2 separate regions of the Homo sapiens genome follow, and region 2 is linked to region 1. A link is a loop called in an ENCODE intact Hi-C map of the cell type or tissue named here. Cell type or tissue: A673. All regions are shown on one strand. Links, peaks and the distances in the headings refer to the core of each region. The heading gives the core; the rest is flanking DNA.

Evidence for each region. A loop is a pair of places that touch in the nucleus more often than their neighbours do. Peaks named below come from ENCODE experiments on the same cell type or tissue, not always from the same donor. Only the 100,000 strongest peaks of a DNase experiment are listed, where the experiment ranks them.
Region 2: a loop joins it to region 1, with 6 times the contacts of the local background. A loop is called at or near these places in 5 of 110 quality-filtered maps.

Annotation. Positions count from the first base shown.
Region 1 is chr7:1,920,738-1,928,699 of GRCh38, forward strand. All of the region lies in intron 17 of MAD1L1 (mitotic arrest deficient 1 like 1), which reads right to left. Among named protein-coding and RNA genes, the nearest start is that of MIR4655, 80 kb to the left of the region's middle. In A673, for the core only: CTCF peaks have their summits at 4,766 and 4,972; DNase peaks (open chromatin) are centred at 3,894 and 4,764; H3K4me3 peaks cover 486 bases; H3K27ac peaks cover 2,069 bases.
Region 2 is chr7:1,653,374-1,661,335 of GRCh38, forward strand. No RefSeq gene overlaps it. Among named protein-coding and RNA genes, the nearest start is that of ELFN1, 13 kb to the right of the region's middle. In A673, for the core only: no CTCF peak of the experiment used is centred there; no DNase peak of the experiment used is centred there; H3K27me3 peaks cover 1,032 bases.

The sequences.
Region 1 (7,962 bases), core at 3,691-6,190:
CCATGAGGTGACGGATACCCCAAATACCCCTGTGTGGCCACTGCCCATTCTGGGCATGCAAGACAACATCACCTACACCCCATAACGATGCACGAACACTGTGTATCCATTTAAAAACCGACAGCAAAAAACCCTAATCTTCATTGACTGAATAAAAAAGATTCACGGGACATCCGGTCCAGACAGAAAAGGGTGCAGATTCATGTTCCCTGCTCCTCCTGCAAAGCTCGGCTCTGAGCCCTGGAGACGACGAGACAGGCAACCCAAAGAGAGGGTGGGGAGGTGGGAAGAGGGCGGAGAGGCGGCCTGGAGCCAGCAGTGGGGACTCAGGACCCCTGCCCAGCAGATGGCAGCCCAGATGACACACTCCTGCCTGGACCGGAGCCTGCAAAGGGAACCCCGGCACGCTGCGGGTCTGAGACGTGGTATCGGTGAGGGAGGCGGCCCTGAGGCGCCCTTCCCTGCTCAGACACAGACGCTGGAAAGCCAAAGATTCTTCCACTAGATTAACCTATAACTTCAGTGTAATTTCAGTAAAAAATAAAACCTTGATACCTTTTTTTTGAATTTGACTAATTCTTTTTTTTTTTTTCTTTTTGGAGACAGGGTCTATCTCTGTTGCCCAGGCTGGAGTGCAATGGTGTGATTTTGGCTTACTGCAACCTCCATCCCCCAGGTTCAGGCGATTCTCCCACCTCAGCATCTATAGTACCTGTAGCTGGGACTACAGACACCCTCCCGCCACGCCTGGCGTTTTGTGTTTTTAGTAGAGACAGGGTTTCACCTTGTTGGCCAGGCTGGTCTTGAACTCCCGACCTCAGGTGATCCACCCGCCTCAGCCTCAGTGCTGGGATTACAGGCATGAGCCACCGCGCCTGGCCGTGACAAAGTAATTCTAAAATTAACTTAGAATAATAAACAGGTAAGAAAACCTTTAAGTCAAAAAAAAGGATAAATGAAATTAAAAAAAACAAAAGATCTGAATACAGACCCGATTTTGCCTAAGTTTTAATAAAGATGAAGGTATAAATCTACGGGGAAGGAAGGATTCTGAGATAAATGGCCCTAGGGCAATTGTTTAGTGATCTGGAAAAAAAATCAATTTAGATCTCGACCTCATACCATACACCAAAATAAGTTTCAAGTAGATTAAATCTTTAAATATAAAAATAAGCTCAAAGAGCCCAGAAGAAAATAGAATTATTTATCAAATCACTAAAGTACTTACTAAGCTTAAAAGCAACGGAATTAACAGATAAGAGAGAACCTGAAGACGAGGGGTTCAGGTTCTGGGAAAGATGAAGAAACCAATCAGCCCTGTCTCTCCCTGAGGCAGCTCTGACGATGGAGGGAGTGCAGCCAGCAGCCGACTACAGACCTGGAGAGCCACAGGCTGCAGGCGGGCTGAGGTCGGAACCCAGAACCACTAGCATCACCAGCCCAGCGGCGAGCGCCCTGCTTCCAGCTGCGAGAGACATGCAGCTGGACCTGGCCGCGCCGCGTCTTTACTGCGCTGCACCCCACGAGCCACGAAGGCAGAGTCTCCATTCACACAGACCTCCCACGCCTCGCCTCAGCAGCTTGCCGTTGTCGGCGTGCTGTGGTGTTAGTGATGCCTGCAGATTTCATCTTCAGAAGAGTGAACAGAAACGGCATGTTTTTAATTTCGGTTTCCACATGTGCACTGCTATTGTGTAATATTTACAGAACTACACAGACACACGGACATATTTCTCATAAAGTGAGCTCAGCAAGGTTGCAGGATACAAGAGCCACACACAGAAATCCCGGGTGAACTCGCTCGACTCGTTTTTATCTTGTGATTTTCGACATAATCACGCCACCTGTGAAGAGGAAAAGGGTCGGTCCTGCCTTTCCAGTCCGTGTGCCTTCGACCTCCTCACCCTGCTGCCCATCTGGGGCTCTGGGACATGGACCAAGGCGGTGAGAGGGAAGGCCTCTGCCTGAGTCGGCGTTTCCCAGTCCCTCACCAGCCAGGTCTGCGGTGAGCTGCACGGTTTCTGCAGATGCTCTTTGGCAAACTTGGGGGTTCTCGGCTTCTCCTGGTTTGCCGAGTTTCCCCATGAACGTGTGTTGGGCCTCGCTGACTGCATTTGTGCATCCGTTGGTTTGGCCATGTAATTTTTCCTTTTGGCGAGCTGACGCGATGGATTGTACCAGCTGACGCTCGACACCAACCCAGCCTTGCACTCTCAGAAAACAGAAAATAGCCCCGCAGTGTTCTTCAGTTTTGCCACTGGTTTTGAAGTTGGGGTAAATGCTTGCTTCACAGAGTGAGTTGGGAAGTGCTCCCTCTTCTGTTTTCTTGGAGAGTTTTGGCAAATTGGTGCTAAGTTTTCTTTAAGTGTTTGGTAGAATTCACCAGAAAACCATCTGGGCCTGGAGATATCCTTTTTTGGAAGCTTTTTGATTGTGGATTCAGTTATTTAATGGTTCTAGGATTAATGAGACGATCTATTTCATACTGGGTGAGTTCTGCAGTCTGTGGTTGAAGCTTGCTGGAGTTTCTGTCACTGGTTGGGTGTTTGCCCTGGTGCTACCCAGTCTGGACTTGGGGACCCCTAAAACCTGGGAGTGAGCACAAGACGCACACAGCTTGTCAAGAGAAGCCTGAGAGGCAGTGTGGGAAATTCTGTCTGTCTCCATCCTCTTCTACCCTGACACCCAGGCAATCCTGCGCTCTTCCGCCCCGGCACCCTGGCACCCCCGCGCTCTTCCGCCCCGGCAGCCGGGCAACCCCGCGCTCTTCCGCCCCGGCACCCGGGCAATCCTGCGGAGGTACAGCCACAGCTGGACAGACGCCTAGAGCCCAAGAGTGGGCCCCTCCCTCCAGACAGGGTGCGTGGGGCATGTCCTGCCCTGTTCCAACGCTGTGGCTGGCGTTGGCCGTGAAGGCGGCTGTGGCCGTGGGACTGACTGCACAGCACAGTGGGCAAGCCTTGCCTGGCTCTGTGGCCAGAAGGCAGTGAAGGGAACCCTGGGTCACCTGGGAAGTGCTGGGTGCTCAGAGTGGCTCTGGAAGGTGCCCTCTAAGCTGGGCATGGGGCTCTGACCCTAATCAGCACCCCACAGGTGTGAGAGTTGGACTCTGAGCTAGACCACACCAGGACCCAGCCAGGACTGTGGAGGACACAAGGTTCAATGGCCTGGGAAACTCGGCAAAGAGCCTGAAATGGAAGTGCCATCAGGAAATGCTGAAACCAACAGAAATTTACATTCTCCAGAGAACTTAAGAAAGACCTAGAATCTCGGGATATTCAAAACATCCAGAATGCAATCTAAAATTAAGCAGCATGAAAAGAACCGGGAAAACAGAAACCTGCCAGGGAAAACACGACCAACAGGCGCCAAGATGACGGAGATGCTGGAATTATCGAGTGAGATTTTAAAGACGCTCCAAGAAGCAAGTGATTGGAAAACACAGACTTAACTTTTCACAGTATCTTAGAGATGATGCCGTGCCACTAAGCTTGGTGTAGAAAGCACATCACCACAGGAGTCCTTCTCGCGGCAGGGTGGCAGGCATTACACCCACACACGCTGGAACCCAGCAGACAATGTGGGCACATGAATTCCTTCCCGTCCTTTAACTTAAAACACCACCACACTTGGAGTGTCTGAAAGCCTCTCTCATCTGCACGGAGGGGAAAGGGGAGATTTCTTTGAGTGACTGCAGGTTGCTCATCAGAAACCACAGAAGCCAGAAGATGGGGAAACAGTGTCGATTTTTAAAGTGCTAGGAGACAAGAACCACTCTCCCAGAACCCCACATCCAGCAATGGTATCCTTCAGTAACGAGGTGGGGTGAGGACACTGCTGGGCAAGCAAACGCTGAGAGAACCTACTCTAAAGAAGCCCCGAAGGAAGTCCTGCCAAACCAGAAATGATCCCAGGGGAACCCAGGAACGCCAGGAAAGAAGGAAGAGGCAAAACCACAAACTACTTTTTGCCTCTTATGTTTTATAAAATAGGCATGACAGTTAAGAGCAAGAATTGTAATATTTCTTGGTGGGGTTTTCCACATATAGAGAGTAAGTACATAGGACTACTACAACATAAAGGGAGGCAGGGAGAAGCCTACGTCGTGGTGAAATCCTGACGTTTCCACCTGAAATGATAAAATATGAATTATAAGTGCACCGTGAAATGTTAAGCTTGCACATTGTAAACCACAGAAAAATCACTTTAAAAGTATACAAATAGATATAATAAAGACATAGATACATCAAAATGGAGTATAAAAAAGGCCAAATAACCTGAAATAGGTAGGAAAGAGAAAACGGGAATAAAAAATGGAGGACAAACAGAAAACTAATCATAAAATGTACCTAAATCCAAATGCATAAAAAATTACATTAACTATAAATGGCCAAAACACATCTATTAATCGGCAGAACACACATACCTATCAGGTGCACATGGGACATTTTGAGGTTATCAAATTATCAGCTACCAAATAAACTTTAAATTGCAAAGAAAGTGAATCGTAGAAAGTGCGTTCCCTCAACATAATGAAATTGAACAGAAATTACCCAGAAAATCAGGGAGAGACACTTTGAAATTAAAAAGCATCCTTCTAAATCTGTATGGATCACAGCAGGCATCCTAGTCTATTGGCGGCGCTATCACAGAATACCTGAGATTAATTTATAACGACCCGAAGTTTATAGGCTCACAGTTCTGGAGGCTGGCAAGTCCGAGATCAAGGCACCAGCTTCTGGCAAGGGCTTTCCTGAGGCGCCATCACATGGTGGACGGCAGGAGGGCAGATACAGAGAGCCAACTAACAGAAGCCCCTTTTACAACAGCACGAATCCACTCACCAAGGTGGAGCCCACGTGACCTCAACGCCTCCCAGGAGGCCCCACCTCCCAACACCATCACTCTGGGATGAAGTTTCCAACACGTGGACTTTGGAGGCCACGTTCAAACTATGGTACATCTTAATGGAAATTTGAAAATGTTTTGAACTGAACACACATAAAAATACAACATTATCAAAATGTGTGAAATGCTGCTAATGCAGCACTCAGATGCAAATTTCTAACACGGAACGCTTACGTTGGAAAGCAGAAAAGATCTCAAATATGCAATCTAATCTTCCACCTGAAGAGGCCAGAAAAAAAGGAGAGCAAACTAAAACTAAAGCAGGCAGAAGGAAGGAAACACAAAACTACAACAGCAAAATATCAATGAAACCAAAAACTAGGTCTCTAAGGAGATCAGTGAAATTTATACATCTCCAGAAAGGCTAACAGACAAAAAAAGAAAAAAGAAAAAAAAAGACATAAACGACCAGTATCAGGAAGGAAGGAGTACCGCTACGAACCCAGCAGGCACGATAAAATCAGCGAGGCAAGAGCACAGACAATTCACTGCTCATACATTTGATCACAGATATAATGAACCAGTTCCTCACAATAAAAAAAACCCCAAAACCTACATTCTACCAACATTCAGCTGAGATGAAAGAACTCACTATTCCTGTAATGATTAGAACCTGCCACAACCACAATCCCTAGGCCCAGATGGTTTCACCAGCAAATTCTACAAAACATTTAAAGAAGTAACACCAATTCTATATAATCTCCTCTAGGACATAAAAGGGGGAATACTTCCAATTCACTTCATTCATTACGTGTATACTACAACCAGACAAGGGCAGTACAAGAAAGCTACAGACCAATATGAACACAGACGTGAAGATTACTGACGATGTCAGCAAGATGAACTCAGCAACATGTAAAAATACTATGCCATAACCAAGGGGGGGGTTTATTCCAGGAATGCAGAGTTGGCTCAACGTTGGAAACTTCCCAAAAAAATCACAATGACACACTGTCAATCACACTAACGGTGTAAGGGAAAAAAAACATACGATCCCATCAATTGATGCAGGAAAAGCATCTGACAGACGCCAACATCCTACATGATAAACACTCTCAGCAAACTAAGAATGGAAAGAGCGTTTTCAGCTTGATAAGGAAAAACCACAAATAAACTGCAGCTAGCAGCACGCCTCATGGAGGAGGATGGACTGCTCTCCCTGCAAGGTGAGGAGAAAGGCCAGGATCTCTGTTGCCCCATCTCCTACTCAGCACCATACTAAGGTCCTAGACAGGGCAACACAGCAAGAAAACAAAATAGAAGACATATGGATCTTAACAAAATAAGCAAAACTGTCCCTATTCACAGGTGCTATGACTGCAAAGGATTAGAAAACAAAATCAAAACAGCAACTAACCCAGATGTAAGAAGTGAGTTCAGCAAGGTCATGGGTTACAAAGCCAGCATAAACATCCGTCATACATCTACACACACGCACTGAACACCTGGGACCCATAAAAACAAGCCTACAAATAATTACATAGCTCCAACACTAACAATAAAACCAACAAAACCATGTGTATTTCTAACAAAAAAGGGGTGGGTGGGTACGGTGAAAACCACAAAATGTGGATGAAAGAAAATAAGAAGAACGTAAATAAATGGAGAGCTACATTGTGTTCATGTATCGGAAGACTCACTGCAACCAAGATGTAGATGCTCCCCAGACTGACTGACAGATGCAGTAATTCCTCTAAAAATCTGAGCAGGCGTTTTGCAGGTAAAGACAAGCTGAATGTAAATCTTGTCCATAAAGTGGGGGATTGTGCTGCTGATTTCGAGACTTACTACGAAGCTACAGTAATCAATACCGTGGGGTGTTATTAACAGCAAAGGAACAGACGCTTAGATCAAGGGAACAGAAGAGAAGGTGTAGAAAGAGACCCCCATAACGCATGGCCAACTGGTTTTGGACAAAGGTGCAAACATAATTCAATGGTGGCAGGACAGTCAGTTCAATAATAATGGCACAATTGGACATCCATATAAAAACAAAAAAGAAAAGTAGCTTGAACTCAAGCTCACACCATGGGCAAAAACTAACTCAAAATGGGTCACAGATTTAAATGTGAACTTAAAACCTTTTAGTAGAAAACAAGAAAAAATATGTTTGGCCTGGAGTTATGCAGAGAGTTTCTGGATCTGACCCCTATAAAAGAAAACCTGATCATCAGCATGCACCCAGATGAAAAGCATTTGCTCCGAGGAACACAGGGTCAGAAAATGAAGAGGCTCGTCACGGGCTGGGAGAAGATATTTATCAGCTATATACTCAACTTGGATTCACCCCAAACTCAATACTAACAATTCAATTAAAAAATAGGCAGCACCAAGCAGCACGTGGGGGGCAGCTACTTCTCCAGACAGTGGAGAGCCACCAGCTCGTGCCCGAGGCCTTGGCTGACGTCACATCACTTCTGTCTCCAGCACTACAGTCGGAGCCCACGACGGAACACCTGCCACACCTGCTGCTGCTCCCCACGACCCGCCGGTCCCTAGAGGAGCCCATGACGGAACTCCCGCCACGCCTGAGACTGTTCCCCACCACCCGCCGGTCCCTAAAGGAGCCCACGACGGAACTCCTGCCACGCCAGACACTGCTCCCCACCACCCGCCAGTCCCTAGAGGAGCCCACGACAGAACTGCCACACCTGACACTGCTCCCGACGACCCGCCGGTCCCTAGAGGAGCCCACGACGGAACTCCTGCCACGCCAGACACTGCTCCCCACCACCCACCAGTCCCTAGAGGAGCCCACGACAGAATTGCCACACTTGACACTGCTCCCCACGACCCACCGGTCCCTAGAGGAGCCCACGACGGAACTCCTGCCACACCTGAGACTGTTCCCCATGACCTGCAGGTCCCTAGATGGCAGGACCCAGGCAGACGATCTCAGCTTGGCACAGGACTGGGCCAAACAGGCATGGTCCTGCACTTCAGACGCCAGCCCTTCTTCTCCAACTCCCACTAACTGCCGAACAGGGCTGGAGCCCCTGCACCCCCATCCCATTTGAACCGCTCAGCTGTCGGCATTGCACGGTGTTTGTACTG
Region 2 (7,962 bases), core at 3,011-5,510, 270 kb before region 1:
GCCTCCAGAGCTGCGAAAGAGCAGACACCTGTTGTCTTAAGCCCCCCAACGTGTGGCAATGTGTTATGGTGGCCCCAGGACGCAGATACAGGGACAGATGTGGGCTCCCTGCAGAAATGCTATGAGCTCCTTGTGGTGTTACCCCAGCAGCCCCTGTCACCTGCCCCTGTCTGTGTGCCCTGAAGTCAGACTCACGGCACCTTGTTGGCCCAGCCCCAGGTGCTCCATGTAGATGCTGATAGGTGATGGAGGAAAGAAATAGGGTGATCACACATGCACGCATATACATGTGTGGACAAGCATGCAGGCATGCACACAGGCACATGTGCACATACATGCAGGCACATGCACACAAGGGCACGTACATGTGTACACACATGCAGGAATTCACACACACACACAGGAACACAGGCACATGCATGTGCACAAGCATGCAGGCATGTTCACATAGGCACACACATACGTACATGCAGGCACACACACAAGGGCACATGCATGTGTGCACAGACAGACATGCTCACATATATACATGCGCAGGTGCACAAGACGTGCACACAGGCAGACATGCTCACATATACACACATACACAGGTGCACACAGGTACATACTGTGCACACAAGCAGATATGCTCACATACGCACAGGTGCACAAGACATACTTGTGAACACACATGCAGACATGCTCACATACTCATACATGCACAGGCACACACAGGTACATACGTGTGCACATAGAGACATGTTCACACGCATGCACACAGGCACACACACACTTGCAGTATGTGCGTGGACACAGGCCCAGATTAGCACCCTGCTAGAGATGGAGACCAGCCCCCACGCAGACCCCGCCCTGCCTGCCCATCCAGCTCCTGGAGCCAGCGGGCGTCTGCGCCCCAGTGTTTGGCTGCAGTGAGTCAGGCCTTGGGGAGCAATGCGCCATGCTCAGCTCTGGGAGCGGGCCAGGGCACTGGTCCTGGGGCTAAGGCCCAGCGTGTACAGGCTGTTTGCTGAGGGCGTGCTTTGAGGAAGAGCATACCCGGGTTCCAAAGCGCCTACAGTGAACATCTACTGTGTACAAAAGTGACAGTGATGATGAGACCAGCCTGATCCCCGAGGGGCTCACAGAGGGAAGCCGGGGAGGAGGGAAGACAAGTCCTGAGGCCCCACTTCATCATAACAGCAGGAGGGGTGCACTGAGCTCAAGGCCACGTTCACAGGTGGCTGCTGACAGTGCCTCCATCTCCACCCAGGGACCCCACAGCGTGGAGGCTGAGGCCCCTCTACCATTTCCTTACCACTCCTAGACATCACGGGTCTCTCCCTCCAAGTGAAACATCCTGGCGGTTGAAACTTGTTTTAAGAAATAAGATACCTCCGGGCGCAGTCCACGTAGGAGCCTGCAAAATGTCACTCCTGTTATCTTCTCATTTAGCCCTATTTCAGTCTGAATAAAGCAGAATGAATCACAGGGGACCAGGTGAGCAGAGCCCGAGGCCTGGGCCATTTGCCTTCATCACTGAGGAGGCCGTCTGCACCCCAGCCTTCAGCATGCAGGGGGAGCGAAGGGGGTGCCCAGCCTCGCCCCGCCCAGCGCACCCCTGCAGCAGCCCGGGAGGGCAGGCCGTGGCTCCTGGGAACACGGCGCCCAGCTGCAATCCACATTGCTGCTAGTGAATATGGACAATTCAGAGACATGAAATAAGGCAGACAGAGAAAAAGCATCGGTGACTCTGCCAGGCTACATATGTGTGTGCGTGTCTGCATATATATACACACACGTGTATACGCACACACAGAGCCACACATCACTCAACGACAGGGACACGTTCTGAGAAATACATGGTTCCGTGATTTTGTCATCGCGCGTACATCCTAGAGTGACTCACACGAACGCAGATGGCGGAGCCTACCCCACGCCTGGGCCTCGCGGTACAGCCTGTGGCTCCGGGGCTACACACCCGCACGGCAGGTGACTGCACTGAACACTGTAGGCAGCTGCAACACAAGGACAAGTCTTTGTGTTTCTAAACACATCTAAACTCAGAGAAGGTGCAGTAAAAATAGGGTATTATACTCTTCTGGGACCACCATTGCAAATGTGGTCCATTGGTTACCAAAGTGTCTGTGTGTTGTGTGTATACATACGTAATTTTTCTTTTTCTTTCTCTCCCTCCTTCCCTCCCTCCCTCTTTTCCTTTGTTTTAAAATTTTTTTTTTATAAATTTGGAATTCTTCTTACTAGGCTCCCTAATTTGCAATTTATTTGTTTTTAGGGTTTTTTTTTTTTTTTTTTTTTTTTTTGAGACAGAGGCTGGAGTGCAGTGGTGCAATCTCAGTTCACTGCAACCTCCACCTTCTGGGTTCAAGCGATTCTCCTGCCTCAGCCTCCCAAGTGGCTGAGGTAACCAGCCCAGTAACCAGGTGCTCGCCACCACGCCTGGTTAATTTTGTATATTTAGTAGAGATGGGATTTCACCATTTTGGCCAGGCTGGTCTTGAACTCCTGACCTCAAGTGATCCGCCTGCCTCGGCCTCCCAAAGTGCTGGGATTACAAAGTACTGGGATCACAGGCGTGAGCCATCGCATCCAGCCCCAGTTTGCAATTTATAATCTGCTGTCTCCTCACCTAATGTTAGATCCCATGGCTTGTCTCTGACACAAGACGCCAACGAAGATCGGCATTTCTGCAACCTCTGGCTTCCAGGAAGGCTGCCTCCCTCCCCAACTTCCTCTGATCATCGTGCGGCTGAGGAACAGATGGGGAACCAGGTGCACAGAGAGGTATGGCCACCTTCACGGGGTCACACAGGTGAGCAGCTGCGGAGGCCAGAGCTGAGGCCACCAGGGAGCTCCTTGGGTGTCCAAAGGCTTAAAAAATTCTGGTTGCCTTCCTCAGGCTGAGAAATGATATGGTGGGTGATGCAGATGAGGGTCCAGGGTGCCTGCCCTGGGGAGCATGATGAGCAGATGGCGGTGCAGCCACACGTGGAGGACTCAGCTCCCAGAGCAATAAAGGGACACCTACGCCATGCATGAGGCTGGGAGACTGTGCAGGGGGAAGAAGTCACTCGCCAGGAGCCCAGGTGTGTGGAATTCTGGAACAGACTAGATCTACCCTGGACTAACCTGGACTGGAACTAACAGACTAGAACTAACTAGAACGAATTCTAGAACTAACCTACGGTGGAAAACATCAGAATGGCAGTGGCTTCTGGGGGCCAGAGGTAGGAAGGCACTGGGCAGGGGTATGCAGCAACATTTTGGGGGCATTGTCTTTTTTATTTTTCAGAGGAAGGGTCTTGCTCTGTTGCCCAGGCTGGAGTGCAGTGGCTCAATCATGGCTCACTGCAGTCTTGACCTCCTGGGTTCAAGCCATCCTCCCACCTCAGCCTCCTGAATAGCTGGGACCACAGGCATGTGCTGCTACACCTGGCTCATTTTTTTATTTTTGTAGAGATGGGGCCTCCCTGCATTGCCCAGGCTGGTCTTCAACTCCTGGGCTCCAGTGATCCTCCCACCTCTGCCTCCCAAAGTGTTGGAATTATAGGCGTGAGCCACCGCACCCGGCCTGATGTCTGTCTCTTGATAAGGGTTTGGGCTGCAGAAGTGGTCCGTTAGTCAGAGCATTCAGTGGCTCCTTCAGAGTTATACATTTCATGGTATGTGAATTTTACTCAAAGCAATAAAAAATCTGAAACGAATATTGAACTCTAGATCATGACATGCAGTCGGCCGGTTAAGGGGGAGAGAGTACTGGTGCCTGCAACTTGGAAAGAGATTGATTATGGGTGGGCAGAGGGACAGAGAAACAAGATGAAGCGGGTCTAGCGAAACGTCAGTTGTGGAATAACAGGTGATAGCATCTGGGTGCTCACTGTGAAATCATCTCAACTTTTCCAGATGTTTGAAACATTTCAAAGTTCAATATGAAAAGCAATGAAAAAGAATCTGGGCTTTGCAGACAAACTGCTGGGAGGTGGCCACGGCCCAGTATCTGTGTGGTCCTGGGTGGGTTTCTCAGCCTCACGGTGCCTCAGGGTCCTGACTGTTAAGTGTGGGTGGTAATAGCACCGCTGCCCACGGCGTGGGTGAATTAACACAGGCAGGGCACTTAGACAGTGCCTGGCACACAGCAGGTGCTTAATAAATGTGCCCTTTGTTGATGTTATTCCTCAGCCCTGAAAGTATCAGCCACGTGTCCTCCAGCTACTCAGAGATGCTGAGGAACAGCTGGGATTTGCACTGGGTTCACGTGCAGGGGACCCCAAAGAGCCAAAACAAGCTTGAAAAGGAAAGAACAAAGTGGGAAGACTCAGCTGGGTGCAGTGGCTCATGCTTGTAATCTCAGCATTTTGGGAAGCCAAGGCAGGAGGATCACTTAAGTCCAGGAGTTCAAGACCAACCTGGGCAACATAGCAAGACTCCATCTCTACAAAAAAAAATTTTAAATTAGCTGGATGTGGTGGCATATGCCTGTAGTCCCAGCTACTCAGGAGACTAGGGTGGGAGGATCGCTTGAGCCTAGGAGTTCAAGGCTGCAGTGAGCTATGATTGCACCACTGCATTCTAGCCTGGGCAACAGAGCAAGACTCTGTTTCTAGAAAAAAAAAAAAGTGGGAAGACTCACACTTCCTATTGTGAAAACTTCCTACGGTAATGAGGACAGTGTGGTACTGTGGTAAGGACAGATATGAACAGCAATGGGCTAGAACTGAGAGTCCAGAAATAAACCCTTGTATTTTTACTCTATTTATTTCCAATAAGGGAGCCAAGACAATTTGATGGGGCTAGGGGAAGAGGAGACCTTTGACACATAGTGCTGGGTCAAGTAGTCACATGCAAGAGAATGAAGATGGACCCTTACCTCACACCATATACAAACATCAACTCAAGATGCATCCAAGGCTAGGTGTGGTGGCTCACACCTGTAATCCCAGCACTTTGGGAGGCCAAGGCAGGTGGATTACCTGAGGTCAGGAGTTCAAGACCAGCCTGGCCAACATGGTGAAACCCTGCCTCTACTAAAAACACACACACACACAAAATTAGCTGGGCATGGTGGCGAATGCCTGTAGTCCCAGCTACTCAGGAGGCTGAGGCAGAAGAATCGCTTGAACCTGGGAGGTGGCGGTTGCAGTGAGCCGAGATCGCACCACTGCACTCCAGCCAGGGGAACAAGAGCACAACTCCATTAAAAAAAAAAAAATGCATCTGAGACCTCAACAGAAGAGCTAAAACCATGAAACTCTTAGAAGAAAATACAGAACTAAATCTTCGTCATAGGCAAAATTTTGTCAGATGTGACATCAAAAGCCCAAACAACAAATGAAAAAATTGGACTTCATCAAAATCTAAAACTCGTGTGCCACAAATAACAGCAACGGGAAAGTGAAAAAACAACCCACAGAAAGGGAGAAAAATATTTGCAAATTATACATCTAATTAGGGACTGTGTCTAAAATATATTTTACAACTCTTACAACTCAATAATAAAATGATAACCCAATTTAAATATGAACAAAAGATTCAAATGGACATTTCTCCAAAAGATATGTAGAAGTTCAATCGCACAGAAAAGATGCTCGGCATCATTAGTCACCAGGGAAATGCAGATCAAAGCCACTAGGAGATACAACTTCACACCATCTAGGATGGCCATAATAAAAAAGACAGATAATAGTAAGTGTTGAGGCCGGGTGTGGTGGCTCATGCCTGAAATCCCAGCACTTTTGGGAGGCTGAGACAGGTGGATCGCTTCAGCCCAGGAGTCCGAGACCAGCCTGGGCAATATGTTGAAACCCCATCTCTACTGAAAATACAAAAATTTTCCAGGCGTGGTGGTTCATGGCTGTAGTCCCAGCTACTCTGGAGGCCAAGGTGGGAGGATTGCTTGAGCCTAGGAGGTGGAGGTTGCAGTGAGCCAAGATCGTGCCACTGCACTTCAGCCTGACAGTGACAGAGTGTCACCCTTCAGGTGACAGAGTGAGGCCCTGTCTCAAATGATAATAATAATAGTAAAAGTGTTGGCCGGTCATGGTGGCTCACGCCTATAATCCCAGCACTTTGGGAGGCCGAGGTGGGTGGATCACCTGAGGTCAGGAGTTCAAGACCAGCCTTACCAACATGGAGAAACCGCATCTCCTAAAAATACAAAATTAGCTGAGTGTGGTGGCTCATGCCTATAATCCCAGCTACTGTGGAGGCTGAGGCAGGAGAATCCCTTGAACCCAGGAGGTGGAGGTTGTGGTGAGCCGAGATCGTGTCATTGCATTCCAGCCTGGGCAACAAGAGTGAAACTCCATCTCAGAAAAAAAAATAATAATAATAATAAAAGTGTTGACGAGGATGCAGAGAAATAGGAACTCTCCTACGTTGCTGCTGGGAACATAACATGTGGCATCAAAATTTTGGCAGAGTTTGTGAACTCTTCAAAATGTGAAAGATAGGCTTACCATATGACCCAACACGTCCGTTCCTAGGTGTTTACCCAAAAGAAATGGAAACACATGTGCGCGTGAGAACTAGTACATGAATGTATCTAGCTGTGTGACTCACATTTCCAACGCGAAAACAGCCCAAATGACCATCAGCTGATGAATGGGTAATAAAATGTGCTCCAGGCACTCAGTGGAGTGCTATTTGGCAATAAAAAGGAATAAAATACTGAAATGCTACAACATGGATGAATCTCAAAAACAATGCTCAGTGAAACTAGCCAGTCACAGAAGACCACATATTGTCTGATTCCATTTATAAGAAATAGCTACAATAGGCCGGGCACGGTGGCTCACACCTGTAATCCCAGCACTTTGGGAGGCTGAGGCGGGCAGATCACGAGGTCAGGAGATCGAGACCATCCTGGCTAATACAGTGAAACCCTGTCTCTACTAAAAATACAAAAAATTAGCAAGGCGTGGCGGCGGGCACCTGTAGTCACAGCTACTTGGGAGGCTGAGGCAGGAGAATGGTGGGAACTCGGGAGGCGGAGCTTGCAGTGAGCCAAGATCGTGCCACTGCACTCCAGCCTGGGTGACAGAGCAAGACTCTGTCTTAAAAAAAAAGAAAAGCCTTGGGTTCCCATCCCAACCTGCTCCTGCAGGATTTCCTTAGGCAAGTTGCCCCCTAAAATTCAGTTTTGTCACCTGTAAAAGGGGGAAGGAAGGATTCACCTCCCTGGGTTACAGTGGGAACCAGATGAGATGATAGAAAACAATTTTCCATTTTCATTTTCACATTGAAATTTATTATAAAGGAACATGTCTGCACATTGCACAGAATTCAAATGGCATTACAGGGGCATATGGGGAAAAGTCTCATTTTCTGGGGTGATGGGAATGTTCAGTATTTTGATGGAGGTAGTGATGGCAACCAGTGTCCACATTTGTCCAATTTCAGAACTGTAGTTCTGAACAGTATAAAACTGAAGAAGTATGAATTTCACTGTCTGTAAATAAATAATACGTTAAAAATATTTTTTTATATTGAGTCCCCGGCCGGGTGCAGTGGCTCACTCCTGTAGTCCCAGCACTTTGGGAGGCTGAGGCGGGTGGATCACCTGAGATCAGGAGTTCGAGACCAGCCTGGCCAACATGGTGAAACCCCGTCTCTACTAAAAATACAAAAATTAGCCAGGTGTGGTGGCACGTGCCTATAATCCTAGCTACTCGGGAGGCCGAGGCAGGAGAATCACTTGAATCCAGGAGGTGGAGGTTGCAGTGAGCCGAGATCGCACCACTGCACTCCAGCCTGGGGGACAAGAGTGAGACTTTGTCTCAGAAAAAAAAAAAAAAAAAAGTCCCCTTCTACCCTCTCCCCAAGACTTGCAGCCCCCAGGTTCCTACAGGAGGCACCCACTATTTCTAGTTTCTTGGGTCTCCTTCCAGTAATCAGTGTGTGCAGGCAACTAAAATGTCATTTCATTAACTCCTTTTTGACACAGTGTAAAAAAAAAAAAAAAAAAAA